Regions from separate parts of the Homo sapiens genome. Here region 1 is linked to region 2. The links are chromatin contacts, found by Hi-C in ENCODE. All regions are on one chromosome and are shown on one strand. The core of a region is the stretch at or near the end of the contact, and the rest is flanking DNA. Distances in the headings are between cores, read along the strand shown.

Region 1 (4,537 bases), core at 940-3,439, 1.3 Mb before region 2:
CCACAGGTGTGTAGTACCATGCCTGGCCAATTTTTTAGTTTTTTGTAGACACAGAGTATCACTATGTTGCCCAGTCTGGTCTCAAACTCCTGGGATCCTGCCTCAGCCTCCCAAAGTGCTGGGATTACAGGTATGGCCCACCTCGCCCAGCCACTACAGATATTTTTAAATTCCCTAAGCAGCTAATATGATAAAATAGTAGACAGATTCATATAATATATAAGACTACATGTACAAAATAATATAATTTCACGAACTAATTCCTCTTCAAATAGGAATGCTTGAATTTCTGTAAATTAAATGAGTACATATATGTGTACTCCACCACATACTCATAGAGATTAGAGAGTCTTCTATAAATGAAGCATAATATACATGTTTCATAACAGATGATTACTTTCAGGATTTTTGCTTATTTAAACGTGTTCTCAGTCATACAATAGAGAGTTGCAGGCCAGGTGTAGTGGCTCAGGCCTGTAATCCCAGCACTTTGGGAGGCCAAGGCAGGCAGATCACTTGAGGTCAGGAGTTCGAGACCAGCCTGGCCAACATGGCAAAACTCCGTCTCTACTAAAAAGACAAAAATTAGCTGGGCATGGTGGTGTGCACCTGTAATCCCAGCTACTCGGGAGGCTGAAGCAGGAGAATCGCTTGAACCTGGGAGGCAGAGGTTGCAGTGAGCCGAGATTGTGCCACTGCACTCCAGCCTGGGCAACAGAGTGAGACCTCATCTCAAAAAAAAAAAAAAAAAAGAGTTGCCGTTAGAAGACAAGTGACCTCTCGATTAGCAACTTAAAATTCTATTTTGCAGTCTGACTCTTAATTGAGACAATGTAGCATATTTACCATACTTTTAGTGGAAATAACCTAAATTCAAATTCTGCCACTTACTAGTCTGACATTGGGCAATTTCCAATGTACCTGAACCTTGGTCCTTCATCCGTAAAAATTGAATACAAGTAGTACCGATCCCAGGGGATCGTAATGAGGATTAAATGATGTGTATGTCAACAGCCTACTATGGGGACTGATACTTAGTAGGCACTCATTTACTAATATTAGTAACTTGTGTTCACTTCCCGCTGGTGTGGTGTAATGTTTGCAGAAGTTTTTGCAGTTTTAAGTATAAAATCTGAGACTGGGAGGTGATCCCCTTTGGCCTTTCATGTGCCCTTGCTAATTCTACAGATCCCTTCCCATCCCTTCCCCCAAATATACACCCCAGTGATAAGCAGAGCTCTATCTTCCACGTCCTTTCCAAAAGCTCCAGATAACATCAGAGCCCCTATACTGAACAATTTGTCTGATTCTGAGAAGGGGGTTCAGTAGATCTCGGGCCTAGGTCCGTGTTCTGCCCCTAATTTGACCACGTGATCTTGGACAGGTTACTTAATTTCTTCAGTGAGCCTTGGGTGTCCTCAGTCGCAAAAGGAGTAGCAGCTTCAACCACTCCCAATATCCCTTCAGATTTTAGACTGGGAAGAAACTGTCCACGCACCACAAAGATTAAAAGCGCCTGGTAACCCCTAAATACTCTCCCCAAACCCATTTCAAACGTCACTGCTTCCGATGTCTGGACTTCTTGGCATTTCGTACAAATCTCAAGGGTCCATGCTGGCCCCTGCGCCCTCACGCGGCTAGGACCTCACATTTCTACGTCGCGGGCGCCCTACCCTCTCTGGAGCTGGGTCCATATCCCCCTCCCAAGAGCGCTGCAGTAAGCACTGAATGAAATAACGGCCCCGCCTGACAGAGCCCAGCACAAGGCAAATGCTCAAGAGATGTTGGCTAATATCAGCAGTCAACGGATCCCGCGCCCTCCTTGAGCCTCAGTTTCCTCAAGAACGTAATGAGGACGGGCATAGACAATGCTCAAAGCCCCCAGCAGCGGGCGGAGGGTCCCGAGGCGGGCCTAAGGGGCGCACGCTGCGGAAGGCAGGGCAGCCCCGGAAGCCGGGCGGCCCTGAGAGTCCCGGGTCCAGCCCGGCGCGGAGATGCGTCCTCTCACCTCCCGGGCTCAGCAGCAGCTTCAATGCCTCCAAAATCCGATCCAGACCGCATGTCTCCTGAGCCCCGCTGCCCACGGCCTGTCGGGCCGCCATGACTGGAGTGTAACACCACGCTCGCGACCCGCTCAGGCGCCTCGGCAGGGCGCCGCCGCCGCCATGTTAAGTGTGGCAGAAGGCTCTGGGCACACTATGGGGCGGGGCCAAATCGATCGGGAACGCCCCCTTCACATTTTTTTTCCGTCCCGGCTTAGTCCGGGGGGTAAGAGGGAACCCAAAAATGGCTAATCTGCCCACGCGCACAATTTCAGAAGCTCAATATGATTAACCGCTATGTAAAGAAGGAAGAGAGAAGTAATGTATCATTAAAGCTATATTTCAATATGAAAATACTCAGGTACTCAACACTGGCAGACATAATGAAGCAGACAGATGCTTCCATCTGCTTACAGTGAAGTATGGATAAGAAAAACAATATTCAGGCTGGGCGCGGTGGCTCACACCTGTAATCGCAGCACTCTGGGAGGCCGAGGCGGGCAGATCACAAGGTCAGGAGTTTGAGACCAACCTGTCCGATATGGTGAAACCCCGTCTCTACTAAACATACAAAAATTAGCCAGGCGTGGTGGCGGGCGCCTGTAGTCCCAGCTACCCGGGAGGCTGAGGCAGGAGAATCGCTCGAAGCTGGGAGGTCGAGGTTGCAGTGAGCCGAGATCACACCACTGCACTCCAGCCTGGGCGACAGAGCGAGACTCCATCTCAAAACAAACAAACAAACAAAACCTAAGTACAGACGTACACACGCATATATATCCATCGTGAATGTAAAGCTACAAATGTTGTTATGGGTAATATGATTTTTTTTTTCAGTGAACTTAGTAAAGTTCCCAGTAAAAGTTCGATCTGTGTTCTGTTTTCATGGTTGATGCATTCCTCGAAAATTCAGGGTCTATCAAAACCATGCCCTCCGCCAAACTGTTTTTATATGTAAAACAGAATGGATTTGAGATTCAGATTATCGGAAACAGGTTTTCACCTACATAAATCCTGGTGGGACGTTGAAAAACCATGTTGTCTGAAAGTCATGCCGCAGACACAGGACAATGTTTTTGAGGGCAGGACCTTTATTTTTATTTTATTTTTTGAGATGGGGTCTCGCTCTGTCGCCTAGGCTGGAGTTCAGTGGCGTGATCTCGGCTCACTGCAACCTCTGCCTCCCAGGCTGAAACAATTATCTGGCCTCAGCCCCCCGAGTAGCTGGGATTACTGGAGTGCCCCAGCATGCCCGGCTAATTTTTGTATTTTTTGTGGAGACAAGGTTTCGCCCTCTTGGCTAGGCTGGTCTTGAGCTCCTCACCTCAAGTGACCTGCCCACCTGGGCCTCCCAAAGTGCTGGGATTACAGGCGTGAGCCACTGCGCCCGGCCCAAAGGACAAACTTCTTAATGGTCCGGTCCTTGGGCGAGAATAAGCTGCGCATAGCTATTACCCTTTTTGGCATGACTCTTGTTTCTTCTTTTCTTTGTCATTTTGGAATGCAGGGCCTGAGAGGGAAAAACGCTAAAAATTTTTTTTTAGAGATGGAGTCTCTATGTTGCCCAGACTTGTCTCAAACTCCTGGCCTCAAGTGATCCTCCTGCCTCAGCCTTCCGAATAAAATCTTGTGTGTGTGTGTGAGACAGAATCTCACTGTCACCCGGGCTGAAGTGCAGTGGTGTGATCTTGGCTCACTCCAACTTCTGCCTCCCCTGCTCAAGTGATCCTCCCGCCTCAGCCTCCCAAGTAGCTGGGACTACAGATGCATGCCACCACACCCGGCTAATTTTTGTAGAGATGGCGTTTCACCATGTCACCCAGGCTGGTCTCAAACTCCTGGGCTCAAGCAATTTGCCCATTTCGACCTTCCAAAATACTGAAATTGCAGGCGTGAGCCACCGGTTCTGGCCTTAAAAATATTTTTGAATGGGAAATAAATCACCTACAAAATTGCCACTGTGCTCTTTTTATTTTGTGTATTCCTTTCCAGGTTTTGTCATTAGACAATGTTTTCTCCATTGTGTATGGGCACAGGTTCATTTGGGAAATAAAAAATTTTAAGAGTATTTTGAGATGTTAAACATTTAGTGAGACGGGGGTAAAGCACTGTGTGGGGAAGGCTTGAGGGGTTTGGTGCAAAAGTACAGGTAGAGGCCCTCACGCCGCCAGCCTAAATGTTTCAGTGTTAGAAATCAAGCGAAGAGACTGGTAACTAAAATATTTTCTATCCTCCTACCTTGAAAATTCTATCAAGTTTGAATTCAAAATTCTCAGACTGTCTCAGAGCTCCACAATGGAGACCTCTGGTCTGACCCATTTTTCTTCTCACCAGCATCTCCATCCTGCACCATGAAGGCTGGGCACTTAGATGTGTGGGCACCCACAGCCCTGCACATTCAGGTTCTGTCCACACCCCACACCCCATCCCTTCCACAGAGCAGCTACCATTTGGCCCCTCTGGGTCTAGAACTGCAGATGGGGGCCGGGCGCGGTGGC
Region 2 (4,953 bases), core at 555-3,054:
GGTTAATCCAGACTTTCTTCTCTCCAAAACAACCCGAACTGATACATTAACTGCTGCAATGAACTATATTAAGGCACTAGAATATTTACGGAAAAGCAAAAGACTCCCGCAATTCAACGGGATGCTTTTTAGTGAAGAAAGAAAACTTAAGGACCGAATAAATTTAAATATATGCCTTGTTTAACTTCCTTTCCCACCTATGAGGACTTGGTTTTTAACTTTCCTAGTTGATCGAAACTCAAAGTATGAAGACTACGTATGCGAATGTTTACTTAACGCTGAACTCGGGGCTACAGGAAGTCTCCTACTAAACAGTAGTTACATTAGGCGTAGATATTTATAAACCATCTGCAGCAAGTGACCCAGGATTCAATTACAACATCAACCCTCATATTTCATCGCATGGGCAAATTACCAGTCGAGTCAAGAATAAACTCATTCTGCCCTACTGGCGCTCTAGATCGAGTTGCACAATCCTGGGGCAGAACCGCCTTCACCTAGCCCTAGAGCATCAGGTACTAAGTTAGTGTGAGGACATTTTAAAGCGGGAGGGAAACTCAAGGGACTTAGCCCATACTCCCAAATTCAGAAATTTGTCACGTCACTTGAGATCAGAATGAAATTTAAGTTTCAGTCCCTTTGAGATCTCTGAGCGCACAAAGTCAGGCTGCTATCACTCGGCTGGGGAGTCCGAACCCGGCTGGATAAAAACTACTTGGTGCGGAACTCGCATCTTTTCCGCCCACCGTGGGGGGGCCGCACCGGTCGGGTCCGGCCAGGAACCCGGGCGCGAGTTTGGGGGCGCAGCGGGGGCGGCGAGCGCGCGTCCCCCCGCCCGCTCAGGCAGCGTAGAGGTGCGAGCAGCTCAGCCAGCCTTGCAGAGGGAGCTCTCGGCAGCTCTGGGGTCCCTCTGCTCGCAGCCGCTGCAGCGCCGCCTGCGCCACTCGGCGGAGACGGAGACCAGCGGCGGCGACGCGCGGACTGGGAGCGACCGCCGAGCAGCCAAGCAGCTGGGAAGGCACGCAGGCCGGCAGGGTAGGTTCCGGGGACGGGGCTGGCTGGAGGAGGGGCAGCCCGAGACGCGACGGCCAGGGCCCGACACCCATACGGCACCGGGACCTGGCTTAGCGCGCGGCGGCAGTCGGTCCGAACCCTTAAGCTAGGCGGGCGCCGAAGCCGGGACGCGGAGATAGTGTCTCAGCTGGGGCCACCCGCCGCGGGAGGGGCGGAGGACACAGGACAGAGGGCGGGCCGCGGCCGGGCGATCGGCCGGCCAAGAACCGGCCTCGAGGGCAGACAAAGGAAGGAAAATGGAGTCGCCGGGCGCGCGGGCCTCTGCCTCTGCCGCCGCCCGAGGCCTAGCGCGCTGCCAGGAGGGAGGCCTAGCGGGCGGGCGGGCGGGCGGGCGTGGGGGTGGGGGGGGCGGCCGGGCCACGGCGGCGACGGGCAATGGCGGCGGCCGCGCCGCAGCAGGGACGGTAGAGGGAGACAAACACCCCCCGGCGGCGGCGCTGGCGCCGGGCTGCAGCCAGCGCCGACCGGAGCGGCCCCATCGTGACACCTAGAGGCGGCCCGCGAAACCTCCTCCACCCCGGGCCCCCTTACCTCCGCGCCACACCCCCCGCGGCGCCCGCTCCGCCGCCGCTCCACGGCTCCGGCCACCCGGCGTCTCCGGCGAGCTCCGCGCGTCCGCACCGGCCACCGCCGCCGCCGCTGCCGCCAAAGAAGCAGCTCCGCGCACGGTTTAATCGCTCCACAGGCTCAGACACAAAATGGCGGCGGCGCGGTGCAGTGCGCCTGCGTCGGCGCTGCCGGGGCCGCGGGTGCTGATAAGGGAAGGGACGGGTGGGGGGACCGGCCGGGCGGCGAGTAGAGGGCGGGGGAGGAAAGGTGAGGGGAGGGGTTGGCGCAGGGCAGCATGGGAGGCGGCCCCGGGCGCCAACTTTCAAAAGCGGGCGCGATGGCGTCACGGGACGCGCCGCGAGTCGCGTCGTCACGCCGCACGCGCCCTCGCCGGGTCGCTCGTGGGCTCTGCCGGCGCCGCGGCGTCCTGGCTCCCGCTGGGTGGGGCTTCCTGGGCGGAGGCCGCCGCCCCTGGGCGGTGCCGGATCCAGTCCGCTTGACCTTATTCCCTAGCTGCTGTCTCCGGCCCCCTGAACCCGTACAGGGTTGGGGAAGTGGGGGTGGCTGGAGGAAGCGCGCGCGGGGCAAGCCAGTGGGGCTGAGGAGGCTCCCGGGCCCGGCCCCGCCCAGTCTCCGCCCCAGCCAGGCCCGACCCGCCCTCCGAATGTCTTACAGCTGCCCGCCCCAGAGTAAGGCCCGGTCGGTTCCCGCGCGCTCCCAGCTCCGTGCCCGCGAGCGACGACTGGAAGGGCTGTCCTTGCTCAGCGGCTTTTGGTGATCTCTCCGCCCTAGAAGAGGGCCACCTAAAAGCGGGTGCGAGAGGAGAGTGGGAGGGCCTCCTCTTGGTGTCCCCAGGCCACCTCAGCCCGGAGAGGTGGCGGAAAACCAGACTTGATGCTTTAACACGTTCATAGCAATCGCTTTTTACTGAAAGGAGTTTCTGTATTTAGCGCTGTGTAATTCTGTGGAAACGTGCATTTCTTGTCTTTGCGGGAGAGCTGTTCTCTGTGGGCGGAGACCTTCAGTCCCACCCCTCCCCAGGAGGCGCCTGCGGACCCTTCCCAACCTGCAGTCAAGTTGACCAAGAACTGACTGCAAGGTGCTGGTGGCTCTGGGATGAGAGCCTTTTGGTACTTACAGGGAATATGACTCTTCCCTTAGATATCAAATGGACCCAATATCTAGGGAGCAGCTTCTTCTCCATCCATCTGACCGTTCCGTTGTGAGAATGCTGGCCCAATAACATACTCTTTTTTTTTCCCCTAAAGGAATAAAAAAATCTGTATTTTTAAGATGTCAAATCTCCAGAGTTTTTAGATGTTAGCAACTGAATCAGATGTTTTTAAACTTCATGAGCTGATTAAACCACACAGATGAGCTGTCAGTTTACGACCCCTGGCTTGGCTTGGAGGAAAGAGTGAAGAGAAATTCCATGGCCAAATCCTGGGGCACTCCAATATTGGGAGGGTAATGGAGAAGGAGTCTGAAAGGCAGCATCTAGGAAGTCATGAAAGCTAGCGCTGAGTTGTGGAATCCCTGGGCAGAGAAGGTTTCAGGTAGGAGGCATCAGCTGAGCGGTGTGATAAACTTGGGCCAGAGATGTGGCTATTGGATTGGGTCACCTTGCAAGTCACTGGAGAATGTCACTGATGGCCTTGGCTTGATTCACGTGAGTATATCAGGGAGGTGGACCTGACCGGAATGGGTTAAACAGTCACCAGGAAAGTGAGGAAATGGAGACAGCACATGTATGCAATTTGAGAGAGGTTTTGCTGTGAAGGGACCAGATAAGTTTGGGGATAGATATAGAAAGAAATCTTTTAAAAGATAGTAGGGGCCGGGCGCAGTGGCTCACGCCTGTTATCCTAGCACTTTGGGAGGCCAAGGCAGGTGGATCACCTGAGGTCAGGAGTTCGAGACCAGCCTGGCCAATATGGTGAAACCCGGTCTCTACTAAAAATACAAAAATTAGTTGGGCATGGTATCGCGCGCCTGTAATCCAAGCTACTGGGGAGGCTGAGGCAGGAGAATTGCTTGAACCCGGGAGGCAGAGGTTGCAGAGAGCCAAGATTGGGCCACAGCACTCCAGCCTGGGCAACAAAGCGGGACTCCATCTCAAAAAATAATAATAAATAAAATAAAAGATGGTAGGGTTCCCAGAGCATGTTTATGTGCCATTGGGAGGGATATGGTGGGGAAGAAAGATGGGTGATCCAGGAGAGAGGAGGCTTGCTTGACCTATATAGGAGTGAAATCCATCAGAAGATATAAGGAAACAGGGAGGGTTGACCTTGGAGAGGAACAGGGATGCTTCCATTCATGATAAGGGCAACAAAGGTGAAGACAGATGCAAGTGCAGGGGAGAGGGAAGGCAAGTCCTTAACAGGATTGCCTTGGTGGCATTGGGTACTCATCTGAGGTTTGTGATCATGATGTTAAAGGTAAACCAGTTGGCCCAGTGTGTTGGTTTTTCTCCAACATTCAGCTGCTTGGGTACAGACATGAAGAAAAGGGATAGTACAGCTTCTCAACACCAGGACCCAATTTTTCTCATTTCTTTTTTTTTTTTTTGAGACGGAGTTTTGCTCTTATCGCCCAGGCTGGAGTGCAATGGTGTGATCTCAGCTCACCACAACCTCTGCCTCCTGGGTTCAAGCGATTCTCCTGCCTCAACCTCCTGAGTAGCTGGGATTACAGGCATGCGCTACCACCCCCGACTAATTTTGTATTTTTAGTAGAGATGGGGTTTCTCCATGTTGGTCAGGCTGGTCTTGAACTCCCAACCTCAGGTGATCCGCCCGCCTCGGCCTCCCAAAGTGCTGGGATTACAGGAGCGACTCACCGCGCCCGGCAAGTTTTCTCATGTCTAATCCCAGTTACTTACCTTATACAATTAGATACTATTTTAGAAATGTGTGAAGTATTTGAAAAATTTACACGTGACCCTTCTTTTTCTAGAAACCAAGTTATCCCATTTGCCTCTTATGTACACATTAGGACTCAGACATAAAGAAAAGACAAACTCAGAGGAAAATTACCAAACAGATGCTTCTGGAATATTTGCATTTTGCATTCTCCTCAGCCCAAATAGTTCCTGGTATACTTAAGAACTTATGTACTAGAAACAACAAAGCTGACATGCACATAGGGAGACCTTGTTTATACAAAAAATTTAAAAATTAGCTGAGTGTGGTGGCGTATGACTGTAGTCCCAGCTACTTGGGAGGCTGAGGTGGGAAGATCGCTTGAGCCCAGGAGGTCGAGACTACAGGGAGCCATGTGTGTGCCACTGTACTCCAGCCTGGGTGATGAAGCAAGACCCTGTCTCAA

What was found. Hi-C counts contacts between places; a loop is a spot of excess contacts on that map. Pooled maps may share reads with other maps.
Region 1: a loop to region 2 is called in a map of CD8-positive, alpha-beta T cell, with 13 times the contacts of the local background. The contact joins the promoter of TANGO6 here to the promoter of CTCF in region 2. A Hi-C loop is called at or near these places in 2 of 168 maps with a recorded cell type or tissue (CD8-positive, alpha-beta T cell and naive thymus-derived CD4-positive, alpha-beta T cell) and 5 of 50 pooled maps.

The regions. Positions count from the first base shown.
Region 1 is chr16:68,841,183-68,845,719 of GRCh38, reverse strand. TANGO6 (transport and golgi organization 6 homolog) reads right to left here and starts at 2,189. Exons shown (of 18, transcript NM_024562.2): 1 at 2,009-2,189. The coding sequence starts at 2,102. RefSeq lists an enhancer at 1,949-2,218.
Region 2 is chr16:67,559,377-67,564,329 of GRCh38, reverse strand. It overlaps CTCF (CCCTC-binding factor), which reads right to left and starts at 1,804. Exons shown (of 12, transcript NM_006565.4): 1 at 1,606-1,804. CTCF-DT (CTCF divergent transcript) reads left to right here and starts at 2,021. Exons shown (of 1, transcript NR_158165.1): 1 at 2,021-2,919. It overlaps LOC124903703 (a long non-coding RNA gene), which reads left to right and starts at 880. Exons shown (of 2, transcript XR_007065094.1): 1 at 880-1,035. RefSeq lists silencers at 733-832, 1,353-2,362 and enhancers at 586-1,448, 2,593-2,642, 2,663-2,712.